Regions from separate parts of the Mus musculus genome. Here regions 1 and 3 are each linked to region 2. The links are chromatin loops, found by intact Hi-C in ENCODE. Cell type or tissue: left cerebral cortex. All regions are shown on one strand. Region 1 overlaps Rap1a (RAS-related protein 1a). Region 2 holds the start of Rap1a (RAS-related protein 1a). Region 3 holds the start of Atp5pb (ATP synthase peripheral stalk-membrane subunit b).

Evidence for each region. Peaks named below come from ENCODE experiments on the same cell type or tissue, not always from the same donor. Only the 100,000 strongest peaks of a DNase experiment are listed, where the experiment ranks them.
Region 1: a loop joins it to region 2, with 2.3 times the contacts of the local background. A loop is called at or near these places in 3 of 42 quality-filtered maps.
Region 3: a loop joins it to region 2, with 3 times the contacts of the local background. A loop is called at or near these places in 2 of 42 quality-filtered maps.

The regions. Positions count from the first base shown.
Region 1 is chr3:105,738,671-105,746,670 of GRCm38, forward strand. Rap1a (RAS-related protein 1a) reads right to left here. Exons shown (of 8, transcript NM_145541.5): 3 at 7,234-7,302; 4 at 2,676-2,732; 5 at 844-984. Among named protein-coding and RNA genes, the nearest start is that of Inka2, 38 kb to the left of the region's middle. In left cerebral cortex, no CTCF peak of the experiment used is centred here; no DNase peak of the experiment used is centred here.
Region 2 is chr3:105,796,993-105,804,992 of GRCm38, forward strand. Rap1a (RAS-related protein 1a) reads right to left here and starts at 4,389. Exons shown (of 8, transcript NM_145541.5): 1 at 4,247-4,389. In left cerebral cortex, no CTCF peak of the experiment used is centred here; DNase peaks (open chromatin) are centred at 662, 3,781 and 4,391; H3K4me3 peaks cover 2,289 bases; H3K27ac peaks cover 1,839 bases.
Region 3 is chr3:105,957,099-105,965,098 of GRCm38, forward strand. Atp5pb (ATP synthase peripheral stalk-membrane subunit b) reads right to left here and starts at 2,165. Exons shown (of 7, transcript NM_009725.5): 1 at 2,050-2,165; 2 at 1,764-1,800. The coding sequence starts at 2,089. It overlaps Wdr77 (WD repeat domain 77), which reads left to right and starts at 2,400. Exons shown (of 10, transcript NM_027432.3): 1 at 2,400-2,600; 2 at 2,855-3,040; 3 at 4,519-4,660; 4 at 4,917-4,966; 5 at 7,344-7,414; 6 at 7,525-7,579; 7 at 7,983-8,000. The coding sequence starts at 2,486. In left cerebral cortex, CTCF peaks have their summits at 356 and 3,796 (motif pointing left); DNase peaks (open chromatin) are centred at 2,264 and 2,784; H3K4me3 peaks cover 3,295 bases; H3K27ac peaks cover 1,325 bases.

The DNA.
Region 1 (8,000 bases), 58 kb before region 2:
TTCTTCTTTTACTGACGGAGTAAAGGGGATTAACATTTTCAGAACTCACTGATCTGTGTGTTATGAAACAGAACTCTCTGGATAAAGCAAGGAAGACAACTATTCATTAAGGCAGTCATGGAGTCATATGGCACCTATTCCTCCTACCAACAATGTTACCAAGATTAAGGTCCTGAGAAGTTGTACATGCTCCCATTAGAAAACACACACACACACACACACACACACACACACAAAACCAGGAATGTGTAACTGAAAATTTCTATCTTAATTTATATAATGCAAAAGGAATTTCCCCATAAGTTCCAGGTGATGTAAACATATACAATATATTTTTTTTTTACAAAGGTAAGCAAAAAGCATATGCTACCAACAAAGGTAGCATATGACTATAATCCCAGTATTTAGAAGGTGGAGACAGAAAAATTAAGTACCTAAGGCTAGCCTACTTTATATAGCAAGATACTGTGTTAAAACAGCAAAGCAATCCAAAGAACATGTATGGAAAGAATTTTAGAAACAGCAACACTCATCTTATGGCTCTTTGAAAATGTCTCATGTTCAAAGCTTGAGTCTCACACCTTCCCTCTTCCATGAAGTATCTGAGTCCTCATTCTTTTTATTCACATGGCAAAACGAGTGTCACTTTGCCATACAAGTGTTCATTTTCTAAACATCTCAACATATAACTAACAGGTTAATTTTGAAAGCTGAAATTTATTTTCAGGGGCTCTTTTTGACGTATGCTACATACCTTTTAAACCTTCTGCTGATGAGAAAGCAGACATTCTTATTTGGCTGTAGAGAAATAGCAATATGTTCTATATAGAGAAAAATACTTACATCTTCTGTGTCTTTAACCCGTAAAATCTGTTCTCTCAAGTCTTGTAAATCATTAAACGTAGACTGAGCTGTAATTGAATAAACTAGTGCAAACCCTTGGCCATTCTTCATATACAAATCCCTCATTGCTGTAAATTGCTCCTATAATTAAAAAAATTATAAATATAAGTGCATTTTGAATGAATGCTGTAATAATTTTAAACAGAAAAATCTTAAATAAGGACCTACATTTAAATTACATATTGACATAAGACTTCAGGCTAGTTTCAAGAAACTGAGGTAAATGTCTATGTTTGCTGATACAATTCCTTTTATTTACAAACCTGAGTTTATTTTGTTTGGAAGATTTACATATGATCACCACTCAAGTAGAAACAATTCAAGATGGAAATGACCAGATAGGTACATTACCAACCCTAGAACAGACTCTTCTGAAAAGAGCTTTTTCCTATTCTTTTCCTACTCCCTGAATTTCAAATTCTTAGAAAGGACCTGAGAACAGGACAGTGACTGTTCTCTTCAGAGTCACTGACCGTCAACATCAGTCACAGTTGCACTAGATACAGTGACTATTTTTTTAAGAGTCACTAACCATTAACTTGGTCACAGTCATACCAGATTAAATGTTTTCTGTTTGCTTGAAGTCACTTTCTCTTCTTTGGAGAATCATTATTATATGTTATACCCATAGATAGCAATACAGAATGTCTAAAAAGTTCTTGAACTTTGTATATAGTATTAAGAAGGCATATATAGCAGAATATTAAAATGCATTATTTTGTGACCTCTTTATTATTAAACATACAGACCCATGAAGCTTTATAAACTGTGTTTCTTTGACTTGCCATTTCCCACTGTCACCACCTCCATTCTGTTTACTATATCCAAAATAGTTCTAGATATTCCAGCCTGGCCGCTGCACTCAAGCTGTCAACTGAGCTAACATTCATCCACATCCCATCCTTCAAGTTTAGTCTTTGTACATTGTTTTTCTGGATTTTTCAATTACAGACTTTATTAGAAACTCTAGCACTAGTATACTTCCATGTTCTGTTGAGATTAGGTCTCTGCTACTTATTAAATCTACAGTGTAAATACTGTACTGCTACAGTCAGTTATGGCTCTTACTAAGAATCCCAACCTCCTTCCTCAGACATTCTGCAAGACTTATCAACAACTGTTTCAGCAGGATGGATATGCTGGTCAACACAAAAGCCTCTCAAGGAATATACACAGAGATAAGCAAAAATACAGAAAAAAAATAATTTTTTTTTCTGTTTTTTGGGGCTGTCAGCTGAGGTGTGGAATAAAAGTTTTTATTTTAAAGGTGAAGGCACCTATAGGTAACAGGAGAGCAAGAGGGAGCAAGAGGGAAGACAGGGTTATCATGTACTCTTATAACGTGTCCCAGGCAGAGATCAACAAATACACAGGGCCCAGGAAGCACAGTGCTTGAGAAGCTAGAGCCATTAGTTAACTAGAGGGCTGAGGAGAGTGGGACTAGCAGGGGAGAGCTATCTAAACTAAAATTCTGAACTTAAATACCTTTTTTAAAAAGTACTCATAGCATATCATCTTACTTCAATATAAGACTGTCACCCCCCCCCCCCAAAAAAAAACCCTTTAGAATCTTCAGGTGAATAGAGTACACAATTTAATTATAATATGTGGGCATCAAGCATATCACAAAACAATTTCTTAAAGAAAATATATAAAGGATTACATTTAGAGAATTTAAAAAATCAGAGTATCACTGTACACAGAGAATTATTTAGATAAGAAACTGTCCTCACAGACTAAAACCTGTTAAAGGAAAAGAAAGGAATCCTTACGGTTCCTGCAGTGTCCAGGATCTCCAGCATGCACTGTTGGCAATCTACCTCGACTTGCTGTGAGAGAGCAAAAAAAAACCAACATCAACGTGTTTTGCCTTTACCCTTTCAAAGCACTTATAACGACTACTGAGTGTTTTCTACTTGGTACCATAATAAGAACAGGGGTCTTCAAGCACACTAGCAGTATTCCAAAGGCCAAGATGGTTAGAGTTGAGTGTGGATGTTCTCTGCTGTAATGATGCTCATTTGTTCTTATTGGAGGGCAAAAAAAAAAACCAGGTTTGTTTTAAGAAATTTAAGAAAAATGGTACATACAGTTCTAACAGAAAAAAAGTCTAACAGAAAAACATGAAGATCATATTTTTGATGAAGTTCTCTCTCTCTCTCTCTCTCTCTCTCTCTCTCTCACACACACACACACACACACACACACACAATCTTCATGGAAAACAGAATTAAAGAACCCAAGCTGTGGTTCTCAGTACTGGGGAGGCTGAGGCAGGAAGAGTTCTTTATGGCCCTATGGGATGACATTGAAAGACACTATTTCCAACAAAAGGTAAGGCTTCAATCAACCACCTTAAATGGGTCAAATTGTATGCAAAACGATTTTAAGGAATAGAAACGTTTGCTATTTACTATATACAAGTTGTTAAAATTTTGCTAAAATACTCCCAAAATTTGCAACAAAAACTCAGAAATGTTAAATAGCAATGAGCTATTTATTCCTTAAGAATATAGACATTTCTTAAGAGTTTAAGGGGCTCTTTAGGAAAAAAAACCTGTGTAGAAAGTGAAATATAAATATACTAACTCTATTTTCCCAGTCTCTAAAAGAAGACTGGCCTAAAGAAAGTATCAATTATCAACTCTATGGAAAATTTTTATAGAAGGGATTGAAAAAATTAGTCCTTCAGCATGCTTAGGGACAGCTCTTGCTTTATAGTTAGAGACTTAACTAGCAATTTATTTGGAAGAAATCTCAGTAGAGCAACCCTGTCTCCTAAAAATAAATACATCACCCTCCAGGCTCTTTGACCCTGGCCTCCCTGCCAGTGCTGAGAGGGAGCGCCTTGGGGGTGGGGGACAGCTCTCACCCACACAGAGGGGGCAAACAGTTAACAGCCCATAGTTTCATAGGTATTTAGAGCTCAATTGTGTTAATTTGGAAGAGAATGAGATTGTTTTGCCAGTACATCCTAAAAAGCTTAATTCAACAAAAATTACAGTGCTATCAAAGAACCATTTCTCAGAACAGATACCCAACAAAGCAATCCTTTCCTCTCTGTAGTCACACTTACAGAATTATGGTTTCTTTAAAAAACAGAAATATTATAAGAATGGGTGTTCAGTTTTAATCCCAGGTGCAGGGATATGAGGCTGCTTTGGACTGTCCATAGCAGCTGATCATAATTTGCCTCATGCTCTAGCAGAGGCATGGTTTTGCCAACTGCAGTTAGTTTCTTCAATTGTGTGACTTTTGGAATTCTGGGAACTGTGGTATTGGTGGTTATTGGTCATTTAGGGAGGCTGGTTGCAGTTTGTTAGGAACTGTGGTCAAAGAAGAAACAAAAGGAAAGAAATTAAAATTAGGGATCTCTCTCTCCCTCTCTCTCCCTCTCTCTCTCCCTCTCTCTCCCTCTCTCTCTCCCTCTCTCTCCCTCTCTCTCCCTCTCTCTCCCTCTCTCTCCCTCCCTCTCCCTCTCTCTCCCTCCCTCCTTCTTTTTTTCTCCCCTCTCCTTGTTTTTCTCCTATCCAGTGTTAAGGGGTAAAACTGAGGGCATAAAATAAAGGGTGGGAGGGAGAAAGAAGAACCCACAAAGTAGCAAAGACTAGCTACACCTCTCTGGTGAGATGTAGGTTTAATCTTTGGAAGAAGGGGGTAACTCTGGCTCTTTTATTGCATTTTATTATACTATCCTAACCCTGGACACTTAAGAAAATAAATCATAAAAGCTTTTCATAGTTCTACCTAGTCTTAGAACATATTTTTGTCAAGACCAACAATTTTGCTTCTTTTAAAAATAAATTTTAGTCTTTCCTTAAATTCATTCATTCATTCTTCCTTGCTTCCTTTCTCCTCCCCCCACGAATGAATATAGTGTCTTTGTCCACTAGGTTGCCCCTGACCTTGTAGAGCTTTCCCTGTCTCTGTTTCCTAGGATCTGTGATCAAATGTATGTACCACCATGACTGATCCAACTTCACTTCTATAAGAGAATTTTGGGATCACTGCAAAATCAGGGAAAAAATAGAGATTTCCAACATTGTCTATGCTTATATTATATACAGCTTCCTTCTCTCTCTTATCACAATACCCTGCAGCAGAGTGGAAATTTGTCATAATCAATGAAGCTACAATGACACACAAAGTTTGTATTGCATTTGATTTTAATATTGTATGTTCCACTATGCTCCAAATGCAAGGGCATCATAAAAGAAACTTTACTAAAGCTCACAGCACACATTGCACCCCACACAATAATAGTGGGAGACTTCAACACCCAACTCTCAGTAATGGACAGATCATGGAAACAGAAACTAAACAGAGACACAGTGAAATTAACAGAAGTTATGAAACAAATGGATCTATTATTTATAGAACATTTCATCCTAAAGCAAAAGAATATACCTTCTCCTCCCTCAGCACCTCATGGTATCTTCTCCAAAATTGACCATATAATTGGTCACGAAACAGGTGTCAACAGATACAAGATTGAAATAATCCCATACATTCAATCAGATCACCCCAGACTAAGGCTGATGTTAAATAACAACAAAAACAACGGAAAGTACACATACACATGGAAGCTGAACAACACTCTACTCAATGATAACTTGGTCAAGGAAGAAATAAAAAAAATTAAAGACTTTTTAGAATTTAATGAAAATGAAGACACATCGTACCAAAACTTATGCAACACAATGAAAGCAGTGTTAAGAGGAAAACTCAAAGCTCTAAGTGCCTCCAAAAAGAAAGTGAAGAGAGCTTACACTGGCAGCTTGATAGCACACCTGAAAGCTCTAGAACAAAAGGAAGCAAATACACCCAAAGAAGAGAAGATGGCAGAAAATAATCAAACTCAGGGCTGAAATCAACAAAATAGAAACAAAAAGAACTATACAAAGAATCAACAAAACCAGGAGCTGGTTCTTTGAGAAAATCAACAAGATAGATAAATCCTTAGCCAAACTAACCAGAGGGCACAGAGACAGTATCTAAATTAATAAAATCAGAAATGAAAAGGGAGACATAACAACAAAATATACCTTAAAATAGCTATTCTGTTTGCTCAATATTAATAGTTGGAAATATCAAAATCATGTTCTACAAACATCATGGAAATATTGATAATTTTTCTCACTGTGCTTGAAATTAACATTTGCTTAATGTTTAACTTCAAAGAGTTTTTGCTACTTTGAAATTTTAAAAATATACTTACTGATAAAATACTTTCTCTCCTAGAAACATTGATAATCTTTTTTAAGTAAACTGATTGTTAGACAATGTACACAGATATAGAAAGTGTTTCAAATTCTCTCTCACTATGTCAGGGGGTATCATATAAGGGTTTTTGAGTACATTTCTTAATGACTCACTTTTAAGGGCTGGAGAGATGGTTAAGAGCACTGTCTGCTCTTCCGGAGGTCCTGAGTTCAAATCCCAGCAACCACATGGTGGCTCACAACCATCTATAATGAGATCTGATGCCCTCTTCTGGTGTGTCTGAAGACGGCTACAGTGTTCTTACATATAATAAATAAATCTTTTTTAAAAATTATTCATTTTTAATATTTTACACTATTTACTATGTTTAATTCCCAAGGAATATTTTGTATGTTTTGAAACAATTTAGTACTCAATATTAGCTATAGGACCCTCAGTTGGGGATAGTATTAAACATTCATTAATGATATTTTTAGGGTATGAAAGGATATACATATAAAAGTTGAATAAATTTTTATGAATTATTGATTCTCAAAATGTTCAATGTTATCAATATGTTTGATGTATAAAATGCATTTAAATAATACAAAAATTTAAGAAAAAAATCACATTAAACACACACACACAAATAAGTACATCTTTAATCTTATGCCAAACTAAAACTAAATTAAAAAAATGTATGTTCCACAGATCCTGAGAAACGTGACAGGTGCTGCCACGCACCATCGCACTGATTTTGAATCCTGCTGATAATCTAAAGGTAAATATCCTTACATTTTCTACAAACTAAGTAAAAAAAAGTTAATGAATAACTTCAAACATAATAGTAGGTTTTGTTAACAAGCAGTAGTTAAAAATATGCCTATTATTCATTTGTAATATTTTTTTACTTGAACTTCCCACTGGGAAAATGCATGCAGCAGAGAATGGACAGCAGCAGCAGCACATGGAGTGCTCTCTTAAGCAGTGTCCAGTGAGGCGTGTTTTATCCAGGTAGCACAGGCAAATTTCTATTAATTCTCAAAACTATTTAAAAAAGCAATCCCATGACCAAGTTTGAAAGTTGTAAAGATTACTCCCACGTGCACACACAGCTTTGCGTTTTACCTTTCTGTAGGAATCTTCTATCGTTGGGTCATATTTTTCAACAAAAATCCCCTGAACAAACTGAACTGTCTGAGAGGAGAAAACAAACAAACCAGAGTTAAAGACTTGAAAGAAAAATCAAATGTTCTTAAGTGTTATTTTACATTAAAAATTGTAAAGAGTAAATGGAATTGTGTTGAAATTCTGGATAAAAACAAATGTAAATCATCAGTATTATATCCAGTAAGAAAGCACACATAAACTAAGAACACATTTATTACAAAAAGCGATGGTCATATTAAAAACTTGTCAATACTGCTACTACACTGCTTAACCATGATTACATTACATCTTAAAATACAGGGATACAGACAGCAAGATTACATAGCTCATTAAAATATATATAATTTCCTGTCCAAAAGGAAAGAAACAAAGGTTCCAAAGAATTTTCAATTTTAGATTATAATCACATTTAAGTTTCACTTGTACCCCAGAAATACTTCCCATTTGCCAGCTGAACTTACAATACATCATCTTTCTGATTCTTTTTTTTTTTTTTTTTTTTTAAAAGACAGGGTTTCTTTGGATAGCCCTGGCTGTCCTGGAACTCACTTTCTAGACCAGGCTGGCCTCGAACTCAGAAATCCGCCTGCCTCTGCCCACTCCCCTCCCACCCCCCCACCCCCCAATGCTGGGATTAAAGGTGTGTGCCACCACGCCCAGCCTGATTCTTTTTTTTAAAAGACTTATTTATTTTACGTATATGAGTGCTTTATCTGCACATAATC
Region 2 (8,000 bases):
ACGGCACAGTTCTTTGCTGAACTGCTTGGCTGATCAGAACATAATAATGAATAAAGCTAACCTTATATGTTTAATACTCATTAGGATCATTTAACTTTGAAACAAATTAACCAGTCATCTCAAAACCGTGTGCCCAGGGAAGGAAGGCCAAAACCCCTCACTGTGTAACCATAACTGCTACTACAAAAGACTCAAAATGTAAATTAAGTATATGAAATTCTAAAAGGCACATAAAAATTACTACTTGTGATATGTACACGCACAGACATACACAAAGGATGCTTTGACCTCCTCTCATTAACATATAAAAGGTTAAATATTTCTATTTAATGCTAGTATTTACTACATTAAAAACTACATTAAGTAATGCAGTACTTTTCACTACAACACTGAAATGAACATAAAATACTTGAACTATGCTGTAACTTTTCACAAGTGATTAACTTTATTTGAAAAAGAACATTTAGGGAAAGTAAGTTTATGTTCACAATTTTAAATGTACTAGAATAATAAGATAAATGCTTTGTACAAGTTATTGCTATTGACCATCTGAAATGAGAGCTGTCTGGTGCCAAGACCCTTGTACACTGAGCTCTGCGGCCACTCCCTGGAACCTCTGGTACATGCTACACAGTGCTAGGTGCTTTCTGGGAACTCAGCTGTTCTCCCTCCCTTTACAGATGGCACAGTTTTGGCTGGCTCAGATCAAATCAAGCCATCTAGATTCCAGAACCAGAAATGCTGAAACAAAGCCTTGGTGGTGTAATTTTCTATAAAAATAAACTGGTATCATTCTCCTCTTAAAACTAAACAAAATGTCAAAGATTCGAAGCTGACCTTACATAACACAACAGGAGTCTATTTTCAAAATAACGGGCACTACAACACTTTAAAATTCAACTGCTCTTAACTAAGGACTATTTGATGAAATTTATTGTCAAACATATAAGATTCTAAAAACATCATAAAAACCTAAGCAAATTACAGAGGACAATAAAAACTCCTTATAGAAGAAGTAACTGCCAGAATGAACAACTAGAAGTGTATTTTAAATAAGACCATCGAGTACCCACAAAGTTCACAGTAACAGAAAACACTGTCAAGACTCAGCTACTTCACTATTAGATTATAAAGCACAGAAGAATGTAAAAGTTCCCTGAGAGCAAAGGCCCTCTAATTCACCCCTATATTCCCACTAATTAGCACTCTGTGAAAAGCAAAAATGAGCTAAATTCAACCTGTCTAAAAACAATCGTCTGTGGTGATAACACCCAATGAAAACTAAATTGCCATGAAACTTGTGCTCAGAAAACACGGCTGTTAAAACTAGATGGCCAACTAACTATATGTCTATTCACATACTGATCCTTTTAGAAATAAATCACAAAGAAATATTCCAAAAGGAAAAAAAAAATGTTGCCTAGACTACTGTGAACCATCATTGTTATTCTATGGGGAGGAGAGGATACCTACATGCCCGACAGAAAGAAGATGGACAATCTTAGCATGGTTGAAAGGTTAAAAAGGAAGACATAGGGCAGGATGTAACTTGGTTACTAGGCATTTGCCTAGCAAGTTCAAGGACTTGGGTTCAATCCCCAGAACATTAAAAAAGGAAAGGAAAAAAAAAAATCCTAGATCCTACTCTTTCCTTCCTTCCCCAACCTGAGTTGACTTCCACACAATAGTCAGAAGGATGTTCATAAACTTAGGTCAGATAAGGTCTCTCTTCTACTCTAAGGGCTCCCCCATGTCAGTCAGTGTAAAATGCAAACGTCCCAGTACTGAGTGTAAGAGCCCCCCTTACTTCTCTAATCTCAAGCCCTCTTCTCTCCCTGCTTACTGTTCTTACACCACACTGCCCTCCTAGCTGTTCTCAAAGGGTCACATATACTGGAGGGTCTTTGCCCTAGCAGGCCGCTCGCTCTTCCTGTCATCTTTTTGCATCTGAGGAAGCACACAGCCCTCCTCACTTCCTTCAGGTCTTCCCTGACAGTATTCTCTAGCCCCTCACCAGTCCTCACCCTTCCACACAGCTCTAACACCTGACACTACATTTACTTGGCTAGGGTCTTGTCCCTCCTGCTGAAGGGATGACAGCAAGAACTCCTTATCCACACAGCAGACATTCAATTAAGTACTTCCTGAATGTTGCATATTTTCACAACTGACTACATGAAGACCACACATATGAACAAGCTTGGAAGAGGAAAAAAAAGAAATTATTTGATTTTCAAATGCTCATATTACTAAAACATAGATTATACAAAAGTCTGATTAGTCATGATTATGAGTTTAGAGGGGTCAAAATATACTAGGGAGTATTGGTTAAAAATGGCTACTGGTTAGAGCCGGGGATATAGCTCAGGGGCAAAGTGCTTGCCAACCCTGCTTGAGGCTCTGGATTAGCTCCTCAACACTACAAACAAAATGACTGCTAAAAGTTCCCTGCATGAAGCTGGGTTTCATCCCAACACCACATAAACCAGGGAAGTCTATACTGATCCAAGCACTCTGGAGGTCGAGGCAAGAGAGTTGGTGGTTCAAGGTCTTCCTCAGTGACACCACTGAGCCACAGGAGATTGGGGGGAGGGGAGAGAGGTTCCTGAGAACTTTTCCTCATAAAACTGAAATCAATTTTAAACCTTGTTCCAAAATCCTCAGAATTTAGGGTGAAAGCACGATCACACCTGAGGCCACAAAAAGTGTGCACTTTTGCAAAGTTTTAATATGAAACTGAATAACATCGAGATCTCTGTTCACTTTTAAGATCGGTGTCTATGGGTGGCTTTAGAGGAGACCAGAAGCTGAATACAACATTCTGGGGATAAATGTCTGTTTTGTTTTTCCTGGGCAAAGGAAGAGTTCATATGCATCACCATGTTCTAGAAATGGTTAAGAATGACATTTTTTATAATGGAAGCGGAATGCAACATTTAACATAAAGATTTCTCTCAAAAAGATAAGAGATGTGTAAACAGACCACTCAACTCATTCGACAAATGCTGGGACAGGTATAATCCTTGCTAACGAACACAATCATAACAGAACCTGAAGTAGCAAGGAACTAAACTAAACAAGAGTCACACTAAGAAAGAATATCCGAAAATGTAAATTTAATTTTGAAACAAAGTGTTACAGAAGAGCATAAAGACAGGAAAGAGTCTGGGACCTAATCTAGTACTTACTCTACCAAAGTGTTACAGAAATCAATTACATCAAAAGAAAAAAGTACTCACAGGCATATCTACCCCCACACACTCTGACAGGAAACTCAAAGAAAGTTTCCAAATCCTGTTTCCAGCATCATCTCTTCTAACCGCCCGCTTCTGAAGGCTAACTCCCCTGGTTAATTCTGAGAGTCGACACTTTGACTCTAATAAAAACAGTATCTTCAGCCACCCAAGAAGCAGACAACAGCGGTTGGTACCTGTCCCGCTTGGCCCATTAACCTCCTGCCCTTTTATTCCATTTCTTACACAGTACTTCCTTCAAAGCAGCGACAAAACGATTTTCCTTTCCCAACGGCAATACACTCACAGTTTCTGAGCGGTAGCTCTTTTTCCAAGGCATGAAAGGTCCCCTCAACTCTAGTTTTCTATCCTGTGAGGAAATCTCAGATAGGAGGGGGGGCGGACGCGGGGGACACAACTGTCCTTCCTTGCTCTTCTCCTTACAACAGCCAATTACACAACTCAGCAGAAGACACTGCCCTTAACTTTCTGAGTAAGGAGACAAGCTACAATCCCACCACCCCACACTCCTCACACGCCCTCGGTGGGCGGAAGACCGGAATCACACCGTGGCCTCTTTCCTGACAAAATTCAGGGGTAGCAGCAGATATCAGAGAGTCGAGAGCGACGCTGCAAAGGCGAACACATGGCAAGCGGCAGAATACAGAGGGCAGGGAGGGCGGGAACCCGGGCTGGCGGCGGAGTGGGACACAGAGGTGTCAGCGCTCGGCGGCCGGGGCAAAGGCCGCGCGGAGGGCACCGCACCTCTCCGTCCGCGGGGACGACAGCCGAGCGGGCGCGGACACGCGTCCCATCTCGCGGCCCGCCCCTCGCGGCCGGTCCCGCAGGCCCCGCCGGGCCGCCTCGGTCCGCGGGCGTGGCTGGCTCCGGCCTTCAGCCGCGGCCCCTCCCGCCCGCCGGGCCCCCGGCCGCCGCCCCGGACTCGCGGACGGTTAAGAATAGGCCACCGAGGTGCGGCCAGTCCGCGCCCCTCACTCGCACCCCGTACTCACCCCGCGGCCCGGCGCCTCCTCCACCTCCTCCTCCTCCCTCCTCTCGGCCGCGGCTCGGGCTCGGGCTCTGCACGGCGGCGGCAGGAGCAGCGGCCTCGGGAGCGGCGGCGGCGGCGCCTCCGGAACGCGCACGCACGCAGCACGCAGGCCCCGCCCCCCCCGCCCTGGTCTCCGCCTTCCCCGCTGTGTCCGGAATCTATTTAAGGGAGCCGTTCTTCAAAGGGTGGGGGGCATAGTGTGCCAACAGGAACTGGGGCCTTGCCTTTGAGAAGGTGGTTAAGGCCAACATTGAAATGAGGAAGGGAAAAAAAAATCAGAAAGAGAATTTTGAAGGGATGCAACCATGGGACAGCTGTTAGTTGAGTGCCTAGTAGGTCCCCAATGCCTAGGCATACATAGGGAAAGTCACTTATAGAGCTCTCATCCTCGTGACCCAGGAGAGGGAACACGAACAACAAAAAGAGTAGCAAAATTCACAGGTCACCAGGGAGGGCTTTGCATGCTTTTGTTCGTGCTATGAAGAAACGAGCCTATCCAAAAGAGGCTGGATGAGAAGAATACCTTCCTGGGTTGAGAGGAAATCAGCCACAAACCCCGAGGTGGGGTGTGTCTTCCATATTTCACAACTAGCAAAATGCAAGCGAAAGGATGGATAGATAAGTAGAGTCTATGGCCAAAGAGTACTGAGGCGCCAAGATCTGGACAAACGACCAGACCCGGTGGAGCCTTTGGGCCATTGTAATGACAACAGGAAGCCCCGAGGAGAGGGTGGGCCCAGAAACAACTATATCTAGTTCATGTTTTTAAAGGTTAACTTTATGCAGGGCGTGGTGGTTTACTCCTGGAATCCCAGCATTTTGAAAACAGGAACAGAATTGCCACGAGTTTGAGGTTAGCCTGGACTACACAATGAGTTTCAGGCCCATCGGGAACTGGAGTGAGTCTCACTGTGTATGTAAAATATCCAACTGAAGCACGAATGTTCACAGGGGAAGTCTAAGGTGGCTATTCTCGTCCAATTGGCCAAGAGTGGTTATTTTATTTTAGATTTTGTTTATTTTAGCTTTATTAAACCTATTTTAATAGATTTAGACTTGAGAAAGCAGAGGGTCGAACGAAACAATTAGGAATGAATCTTAGGTTGGGGGCCTGCTGACTGATATCATTTAATAAGAGAGAAGATAGGGTAAGAACAAAGCTGGGACCAAAGAAATTGAGAGTTCAGTTTTATGGGGGATGGAGAAAGTTCAGTGGTGATGAGTCTGAGATATAAATTTGAGATCCATCAGGATGTAGATGATTTGACCCTCCGGTCTACATAAACTCTCTTAGGGATGGGGAGTAACTGGAAGAGAGGACCAAGAGAAACTTAGAGGTTAAAGATAAGCAGAGTTGACAGTCAGGTTAGAGGAACCCCTTGGAAGGAAGGAAGTTGTTAGGGAGTTGTTTTAGAAAAGAGGGAGTGATCAGTCAGTTCCCTTGCCTACTGCTGAAATAGCTAAGAAGACAATTGAATCTCAATCTCTGCCTCACCCCCACCCCACAGTCCCCATCCCCGCCACCCTGATTGGTTCATGCTAGACAAACTGCCACTGAGCCTCATCCTCAGTCAAGAGTTGGGAATTTAACCACTGACCAAGTTTGGCCTGAAGTTTGTTGAGAAGCTTAATGAAAACCCTTCCAGTGTTATCACATGGAGAAATGTCTGATTGGGGTGTGTTGAGAGAATGAAAGAGAGGCGAGGAAGACAGCCAGGAGCTGGCTGAGCCTAGCAACAGTCAGTAGTGGGAATGGTGTGGGGATCCAGGGACAGGATTTTAAAGCTGAGTTACTTCCTTGTGGTGTTAAGAGTGAAAAATAAAGTTCCGGTGCAGAGACAAGAGGAGACACCTAGAGAAACCATGGGAACCAAGAAGCAACAAGTCCTAGCACGGTGCTGAAGCAGTTGGCCTTAAATGTGAACAAGGACAGGAGAGTCACAGACTGTTCTGTAGCAAAGACACAGACACAGAGCAAGTAAGTGTGATTCTGAGGTGGGCACAGCCCACTGCAAAGCAAAGGGGACAAGTGAGAGCTAAAGTCTAGTCTTTATTTTGCCCACCAGGCTGAGTACCTGGTAGGACAATTTCAGCCTTGAGGAAAGAGCACTTTCCTAGCTGTTCTCCCTTAGGAGTGGTGTCTTTTGTCAGTTTTCCATGCCCCACGCACCACGCATCCATGCATCCATGCCCTGCCTGTTCCTTGTGTTTATTTTTTCCAGTTTACACAGTGCTGTAGGTGTTGCCTGCGGACTGACGGATAAGATCAAATCTGGCCTGTGTGCTTCCTTTTATCCTCTCTTAACGGGGTGGGGTGGTCATATATCTACACTGAAATCACTCAGCAAGGTGCCCTCCACTGCTTGGAGTTTTGCTGCTGAAAGTCAATGCGAGAGGAGTGAGAGGTATGTAAGGGAGTGGATGAGACACTCCGGAACTTGACTTGTGAAAGAGAAGAGGCCAACTAAAAAGCAGCGGCACCCGTGGGAAGGAATATTTTCAGAGGAAGCTATCAAGTGAGTGAGGGCGAGGGGACTTTCCAAGGATCCAGCAGATGCAAGTGAGGCAATCAGGGGAGAGGAAGTACGCAGCATCTGTGAAGATACGAGGGTTCAGACTGGCACATCGGAGCTCCATAAAGAGCACACAGCCCTTGGGACTCCAGCTTTGTCACAGTGTGTGTATGCTACGGATCCTCTAGGGCCGACGAACAGACCTGGCACTCACAACCATCTGGAGCACCACGGTCTGGGAAGAAAGAGAACGTAGGAAGGAATAAGCCAGTTAGATACCACTGGGGCCCCTGTGCAAAGCTTTGGGAGACCTCAAATTGGACACTTGACCTTCCTTACACTATGAGCTCGTGATCATTCCTGAAGGCACTTGTGTCCCTAGAGTTTGACAGATGTGAAGTATCTGTTAGGTCCTCCTGTCTTCCCATCTGCTTCACATGGCATCACCTTTCTCAGTCACAAACCTGCCAAGCCTTGGTGTCCTTTAATCCCTTGTCCCTATCTCTATGCCAGTCGCCCTCAAAGCAATGTGCACTGTCCAATAGAACATTCTAACTGGGATGAACATAACCCTTCTGCCTATTTTCATTTATTGTTGGCTGTTTTGGTGTTTGTTTGTTTGTTTGTTTGTTTTTGTTTTTTGTTTTGAGACAAGGTCTTGTTTTACAACTCTGGCAGGCTTGGTAGTCATTGTGTAGTTCAGGCTAGCCCCAAACTTAGGACAGACCACCTGCCTCACCATCCCAAATCCAGGATTACTCCCAAGGCTTGGGTCTTCACTCCCCAAGAACTTCATTGTTCTCTATCTGCATAATCCACAGGTGGCTATTAAATACTTAAAATGTGACCATGTACTGAGGGGCTGTATTTTAAATCTGATTTAAATTTAATTAGATTTATATTTAGATAGCTGCATATGGCTAGAGGCTTCTATATTGCTCAGCTCAGGAATAGATACTTCCTATCGTGTAGCTCTCCCATCTGCCAGCTCTCTCTAGCTCCGTCACCCTCACCCTTGATTGGTTTATTGATCATCTCTAGTCTAGACTCTTGCTATACGAACTCTCTTCTTGGTCTCCTGCTCAATTGCTTTCCTTTCCAGGTGTCTTGTGTTCTTGCAGAAATACCCTCCTAAGCAACAGTTAAATCCTGAGCCCCCACCCCATCCCATTTTAGAACTTTCATTAGTTCAACACCAAATTA
Region 3 (8,000 bases), 160 kb after region 2:
TGATGTCTGATTAGGCTTCTGATAAAGTCTTTGCTTTTCATTCACATTTGTAGTCAAAGGTAGGTCTCCTTAAGGTTCTGAGGGTGATTCTTCCCCACTTCCTATCTCACATGTCCTTTACTCTCTACATCTCTATACTCCATGCACTTTAAGAGTTTTACAGGATTTCCTATCACTGAGCTACTCTCTCAGTCCTATGTCCTCCTTCTGAGTATCACCTTATGCCTCTAAAACATCAGTGACCCCACCAAGCTTCGAAACTGAAGAACCATGGTAGAGATCCTTTCATATAAATTAGGGTTTCTCAGCTCCAACCTGATTAACATTTGGCCTGCATAGTTCTTTGCTGCAGATAGATGGCTCTTCTGTGCATGTTTAGAAGTATCCCTGTAGCTGCTGAATGGTAGCAACCAAAAACATTTTCAGACACTGTCAAATGTCACCTGGAAAATCAGCTAAAGGCTGAATCCTACTGGTTTAGATCATACCATGAGAGAATTTTTAGAACTTTTAACTACCATCTCAGTTGAAGCCTTTATTTTCATTTTCTTAAAACTATTTTAACAACTCCAAACCTGATGGCTCTTCTTGTCAAATATTCCTTAAATATAGCTCTTTCATATTACTGCCAATGCTTCTAAATCGTGATCTGACTTGAAAACTCTTCAGCAGGCTCTCCTCTGTCCACAGAAAACAAGTAACAGCACGGGCTAACCCAGCCCCTGCAAATTTTCTACATTCATCTTTCCTTAATGCCTCACCTATACTCACATCTCTCAAGCCACAAGGTGAATGACAACCAAAGAGCTTAAAGCTGAAAGACGGTCAAGAGTGCTTACTGCTCTTCACAGGACCAGATTTGGTTCCCAGAACCTATGCTGGGCTGCCCACAGCAACCTCTAACTCCAGCTGCAGATCTAATACCTTTTTCTCTGCCTCTGCAAGCACACACGCACACAAAAATAAAATTATTAAAAAAAAAAAAAAGAGTTTGACATTCTTTGGAGAAAGCAGGGCTGGCATTAACAGTACATAAAAAAAGACCCAAGACACAGATGAGGTTAATTCAGGTTTTCTTGGTTTTGCTATGTTTAGATTTTATTGCAATAGGGATATGAGCTCTGAAGGGTTTTAAGTGGGGGGAACTGCCAAGATCTCTCTGCTACATTGAGAATGGACTGTATTGGGATAAAAACAGATGTTAAGACTGAAAGCCTAGTGAAATTGTCCATTTCAGAACTGTGGGCAGCGGCTTCATGCTGTAACAATGGTAGTGAAAGTAGTCAGACTCAAAGCATCCTCACGAGTTGAGTCTTACTGACGGATTAGAGGATGGAGCTACTGTGTAGCTGTCTCTAGGACTAGGGTTGTTACTGTGATCTCCACAAAGTTATCCACTGTCACATTATGTGATCATCAACACAAGCATTTACGAAGCCATATGTGTTTTCGGCCTCCTGATATGGTTAATAAAAGATGGAAATCTGGAAGACACCCAAAACAATAGGTTTTATTTTGCTGTATTTAACCAGATCTGTCCTTGGGGGTAAGTAAGCCAGTAACTTGGTTGTGTGTCGCTGAAGGTCACAACGAGGGGTGAGCCTCTCTTTGGTGTTTGTCAGAGGAAGGAACAGGATCATGTTCAAGGCAATTAGAAGAACAAACGTCCGAATGAGTATGCAAGCTGGCTAACGTGAAGGAAAACAGCAATTTTTGGCTTGACGCTAGGAAATGGAAAGAGAATAAGACGTGGTGACACTCACCCTGGACCTAGGGCGGCCGCGTTCTTCAGACACGGGGCTGGAAATACACAAGACGGAGGTTAGCAAAGTCAAGGAGAAATCGCGTTTCTACCTTCCCGGGTGTCGGCCCTGGCATCCGTCTCTGCCGCGCCCTGAGATGCTGGGCGGCCCGGGAGCTCTCCAGATCGCTCCCGTGGGTGAGCTCGGGCCCAAACGCCGCAGTCCGTCCTCTACCCGCTTCCCGCCTCCCCGGCCTGGCTTCTTCCTAGTCACCCTGCTACGCTAACCTAGGCTCTACGTCTCTCACCCGCTGTGGCGGCAGCAGAAAGCACCACCCGGGACAGCATTGTCTGCGAAGAGCGGGACAGCGGGCTCCGTGTCCCTGTGACCCCGACCCGAGCCTGTCAGGGGCAGGAGCAAGATGGCCGCTCGCACATCTCGCGAGAAGAGATCAGCTCGCTTTTTCTCGGAAGTTCTCGGCTTTTTCCCCGCCCCCTCCCCACTATCGCGAGAAGAGGAGAAAAAATGGGTGGGGCTGAGGGAGGGAAACAAACAAAATCCCGCTGCGGGGACAGGAGACGGAAAAGCAGGCTGGAAGGGTAGACACAATTCTCGCGAGAAGTAGAGCGAATTCCCTCGGAGAGGGGCGGTTGCGCAGAGGTACACCACGTGTGCGGTCCCTCCGGCGCCGAGTCAGGGTCTCTCGTCGAGTCTGGGTCTAGGTTAGATTTGGAATCGTGGAGATGCGGAAGGACACCCCTCCTCCGCTCGTGCCCCCGGCGGCCCGCGAGTGGAACCTGCCCCCCAATGCGCCCGCATGCATGGAACGTCAATTGGAGGCTGCACGGTACCGGTCTGGTGAGCCGAGATCCCGGGGCCTGGAAGCCCCTTTACCCCCAGTCTCGGGTGCCCTCTCCCGGTGCTGACCCTCTCGAGTCCTCCCAGCGCCGTGTGGCCCTCCTCGGCCATACCTGGCGTCCTGGCCCTGCCCCAGCTCAGCTCCACAAATCCGATCTCAGATTCAGACTGGTCCCGCCACGGGGTTCTGTGAGGTTACCATAGAAACAAGGCCTTCCATCTGACACCTTATAACTTTGCTCTCCCCACCGTAGATGGTTCCCTTCTGCTCGGGGTCTCCAGCCTGAGTGGTCGCTGCTGGGTAGGTTCTCTGTGGTTTTTCAAGGATCCTAGTGCGGCCCCCAACGAAGGTTTCTGCTCTGCTGGCGTCCAGACCGAGGCTGGAGTAGCTGACCTCACTTGGGTGGGGGACAAAGGTATCCTAGTGGCTTCTGATTCAGGTGAGTGATCCCCCTCCCCTGGAATTGAAGAGTTGGGTACAGGGTAGGATGGGAAAAGGTGTTTTATTATTTAGAAGCAGGGTTGTTTACCTTATTGGCTTGGCTGTCCCAGAAACTAAGTAGACCAGGCTGGCCTTGAACTCACAGAAGTCTTCCTCTGTGCTGTAATTAAAGACGTGTGCCACCGTGCCTAGCCTCCTGTTTTCTTTTGCTGTTGTGTTTGCTATGTGCTGTGAATTGACTCACCTTGCTAGGCAACTGCTCTGTCACTGGACAGTCCTTAATCCCACCTTTCTTTGAGTGTCAGGCTGAGAAATGTAGGCTTTGGCATTAAAAAAGACAAAGAAATGAAGTTGGTAGGTGATGGAGGGTAAATGTTGGACAAGCTAGGGATGAATATAGTCAGACTACATTGTATGCGTGTATGGAGTTCTCAGAATTAAGCAGATTAAAGAAAGTCAGAATTTATATAAGTTGGTGGAAGCTGGGTATAGGTGCTGCCTGTAATCCCAGCAGCCGCAGGCAGAGCTCTGTGAGTTGGAGGCCGGCCTGTTCTCCATATCCAGTTCCAGGCCAGCCATAGGTACGTAGGGAAGTAGGGAAAACCCTGTCTCAAAGATTAAAATAGATTTATTTTGGGTCTGGAGAGATGATCCAGTGGTGATAAGTGTTAACTACTTTTTCAGAGGACCCAAGTTGGACACCCAGCACCCACATTCCACTAACAACCTTGTAACTACAGTCTTAGGGAAGCCAGTGCCATCTTTTGGCCTCCATGGGCACTGCATGCACTTGATGAATAGACATAGATGAAAGCAAAACACCTGTGCGCTTAAAATCAGAACATCTCTCTCACATACAAACATTCTTAAGTGTTAGGTAGAACATGGCAATTGAAAAGTAGAATGTTAGTGAATGAGACTGACAGTTGAAATTAGAATATTTCAAGACAGTGAGTGGCTGCTCTTCCAGAGCTCATGAGTTCACATCCCAGCAACCACATGGTGGTTTACAACCATTTGTAATTGGATCAGATGGCCTCTTCTGGTTTGTCAGTGACAGTGTGATCATATATATAATATAAATCTTAGAAGTATTTCAAGACATTTTATGTAAGCAAATATTTACTAGTGTCTGCATACCTGGGAAGAGACATCGTCACTGAACTGTTATCTAAATAAGGCTCTCTGGGAACCGATTGCTTAGGACCTGCTTTCTGGAAGCACTAGAATTGATTTTACATCTTATTTCCCTATCTCCAGGAGTTTTCCTCATAGGCATCTGGCCTGTTAGGAAAGCAGTAGGGTAACAAAACCAAACGGCCTGGAAGTCAGCTAAGCCGTTAGTGACGTGGACTTTGCTTTTACAGTTGGCTCAGTAGCAATTCTTGCTTGAGTCCTAGGCAGGAGTTCCTGCCTTGGTACAACCCAGGCTCATGCTTCCCTTGTCTGCACCTCACCCCGCTCTGTCCCCAACAGGTGCTGTTGAATTGTGGGAGCTAGATGAGAACGAGACACTTATAGTCAGCAAGTTCTGCAAGTATGAGCATGATGACATTGTGTCTACTGTCACTGTCCTGAGCTCTGGCACACAAGCTGTCAGTGGTAGCAAAGACTGCTGGTGAGTCCCTGTTTTCATTATTTCTATATCTAGACTTCCTGTGGATATCCCATCTATCCTGTTAATTTCATTATGTAAAATGCTTTGGGCTGTTTTTAGTCTAGTGAGTAATGGCATGTCTGTTTCCTAAGAGACTTGGTAGTGCATTGTAAATAAAACAGCAGGAGTCTAGGAAACAGAAGTGGGACATGTTGTATGGGTATATTTTAATGTTGATACTGCAAGTTAATATTCCTATTTTTTTTTTGCATTGTAGCATCAAAATTTGGGACCTGGCTCAGCAGGTATCACTGAATTCATACCGAGGTAAGTGTTGAGTCCTGCCTATAGTTATCTTTTCTTTCCCCTTTGGGATATTTGAACAGTGTTTGGGTAACAGTAGTAGCCAGTCTGGGTTCTTTTGATTGGTCTTTCCTTACCCCAAAACTACAGTCAGGTTCCATTATCTGCTTCCTGTCCATTTCTTTGTGCTCCCGTTTCGGTTGATAGTCTCACAGCCTTTTGACTAAGTGGGTGTCTTAGTTCTGTTCTCTTGCTGTGAAACAACACCATGATCAAGGAAAAAACATTTATTTGAGGGCTTGCTTAGAGTTTCAGAGGGTTTTTTGACTGTCACAGCAAGGAGCGTGGGCCAGTAGGCAGAGCCTGGTGCTGGAGCAGTAGCTAAGAGCTTACATTCTAATTCACAAGCATGTGGCAGAAAGATAGCAAGACTGGCTTGGTGTGGGCTTTTGAAACCTCGTAGTCCATCTCCAGTACACTTGGCCACACCTCAAAATTCTTCCTAAGTAGTCCACCAATGGGAGCCAGACATTTTAAATAGACGATCCTGTGGGAGCCATCCCCATTAAACTGAAGTGGGCTGATAGCCTCCATCCATCCTCTTACCCTCAGGTTCGTCAGGTTCTGTTGGGTCTCATTTGATTAGTCCTTCCTGTCCATATCTTACCTTCCATGGCCCGTCGGGCTTTAGCAATAGAGTCACACTCACATCTTCACCTGCAGTCTGTGACTCTTGGTTCTTCATTGCTTTCTTGTAGCCTGCAGATCAAGATCCTACTTTCTTGTCAGCATTCAAGCCTTATGACAGTAAGCTGTGCAGCAGCTTAATCTAGACAGTAGAGCCTTGCTCTTCTCAGACCGAGACTTGTGTGTGTGTTGGGGGGGGAGGATGTGCATGTGTGTGGAGGCCAGAGGTCAGCTTTGAAGATGTCTACTTTGTTTTTTGAGACTGATTCTCTGACTAGGACATGGAGCCAGGGAGCCACAAGGATTCACTTGTCTCTGTCTCTGCAGTGCTGGGATTACAAGCACGAGCTACCGTGCTTGGTTTTCTTTCTTTCTTTTTTTTAAATAATAATAGTTCTGTGGTTGAATTCAGGTCTTCATGCTGGTGTGGAAAGTACTTCACTGATTGAGCCATCTCCTGCCCAAGACTTTTGAATCTCACTCTTGAATGTTCACTTCTATAAAATGTCTGTCTGGGGCTTTCATCACTTTATTGTCCTTTCGGCTTTGCTTAGGAGTTGAATTTAGTTTGGTAGCAATTCTTTATGAATTTTGAGTTCATGAAGATGGGTACTAGAGTGAGAGGAGGATCGAGGTTGACTTAGTCCTAAAGGCAGAACCATTCTGGCTACTCTGCAAGGGCTGACTAAATGACATCAGTGATTCCTTCAGTCTCTAGCTAATTGGTGACATTCATTCATTCATTGGATATAGACTGCCCAAAAGAATTTAAAGCTTGCCCATTTTAAAGTTGTTAACAAAAAGATTTAAATGGCCCGGCAGTGGTGGTGCATGCCTTTAATTCCAGCACTTGGGAGGTAGAGGCAGGTGAATTTCTGCCCAGCCACACATACATTTAATGAATATTTTATTAAAAGGTAGGTAGTTGCCAAGAAGTTAACTTTTTTAGCATATCATTTATTGGCATATTATTTTTTCTAAGCATATGTCTTTTTTAAAGTCTGTAACCTATTTATAGAAACTGTTTACAAACAATGACAAAAACCAATTTACTTTTACTGTTAGCAGCATTAGATTTCACTTTGTTTTAGAAAAAAGTCCAACTTGGTTTGTTAATACATACAAGCCAGTTGGTTATGTCCTTAGAGAAACAATTGTTTTGTTTTTCAGTTTTCACTGTTAGAAACAAAGAGGCAACCACGGAGCCACACTGGTATGTGTGGGATGCCTGAGACAGCTACATTCTATTCACTGAGTTCTTGCAGCTGTCCCTTTGCTCTTTGGCTCTTAGTTTGAGCGCCTTAGGTTTTCAGGCTTCCAACACTGGCATGGAAGACCTGGGCTGGAAGGGAGGTATGAATGAGCTCAGCCTATAGGGTGGGAGGCGTGTGATGGGAAAGCACATCAGAAAACACCAGAACTCTCAGGTGTGTCGTGCTTAGAGGTATGTGTTCTGTGAATATGGACATTGTTCTAGAGTCAGCAAGCCTCACGTCTCACGTCTATACTGCAAACTCCCTTCCTCTTCTTCTTAAGCCTATAATCAGATTGTCTTTACCACTTCTTCATTTCTGCTAGCTTTTTCTGGTTTTATAACTATTAACTTTTACTGTGATTGTTGCAGTTTATAGCCTGTCAAATATTTATTAAATTATCTGATGAAGCTGACATGTTTCTCACATTCCCTTTTCTCTGCCATGTTTCTCCTTTACAGCTCACGCTGGACAGGTTACCTGTGTTGCTGCCTCTCCCCACAAAGACTCTGTGTTTCTTTCATGTAGTGAGGTGAGATCCGGTGGCTTCTTCCAGCCGCAGCTGACCATTAATACGCCCAAGTCCCTGGTCTGGAGATGTTGTTTTGGATTATAAAAGCCTTTCTCTATTCCTGTTCCTAGGACAGTAGAATTTTGCTCTGGGATACCCGCTGTCCCAAGCCGGCATCACAGATGGGTGAGTGGTAATGGGAGCCCACGGCAGATGCCCATAGTCACAGAGGAGCTCTCAGATGCCCACCCCTGTGACAAAACCACATCATTTTCTATCTCACTGAGATTTTGCTGACCATAGTGCAAGGGGTACCCAGAGTAAGGGTTTGCTTCTGTGGCTAGTTTACTCTGCAGACAGCTGGACAAAAGATCTAGGGTTATTATTTTTATGCCTGTGCTTTTAGTTGTGTACAGGAGATGGGTGGATAGATGTAGGTTGTGAGGCTCAGGGATGAGGACATACGTGACTGCTCAGCAGTATTTAAGAAACCCACTGAAAGTGTTCCCAGAACTTAGTGACTTCCTTTGGAAGACAGCTTCTTCTAGGTTGTGACCTTTGTTCTGAGTCTTCCTTTTCTCCCTTCCAGCCTGCAATGCCTCTGGCT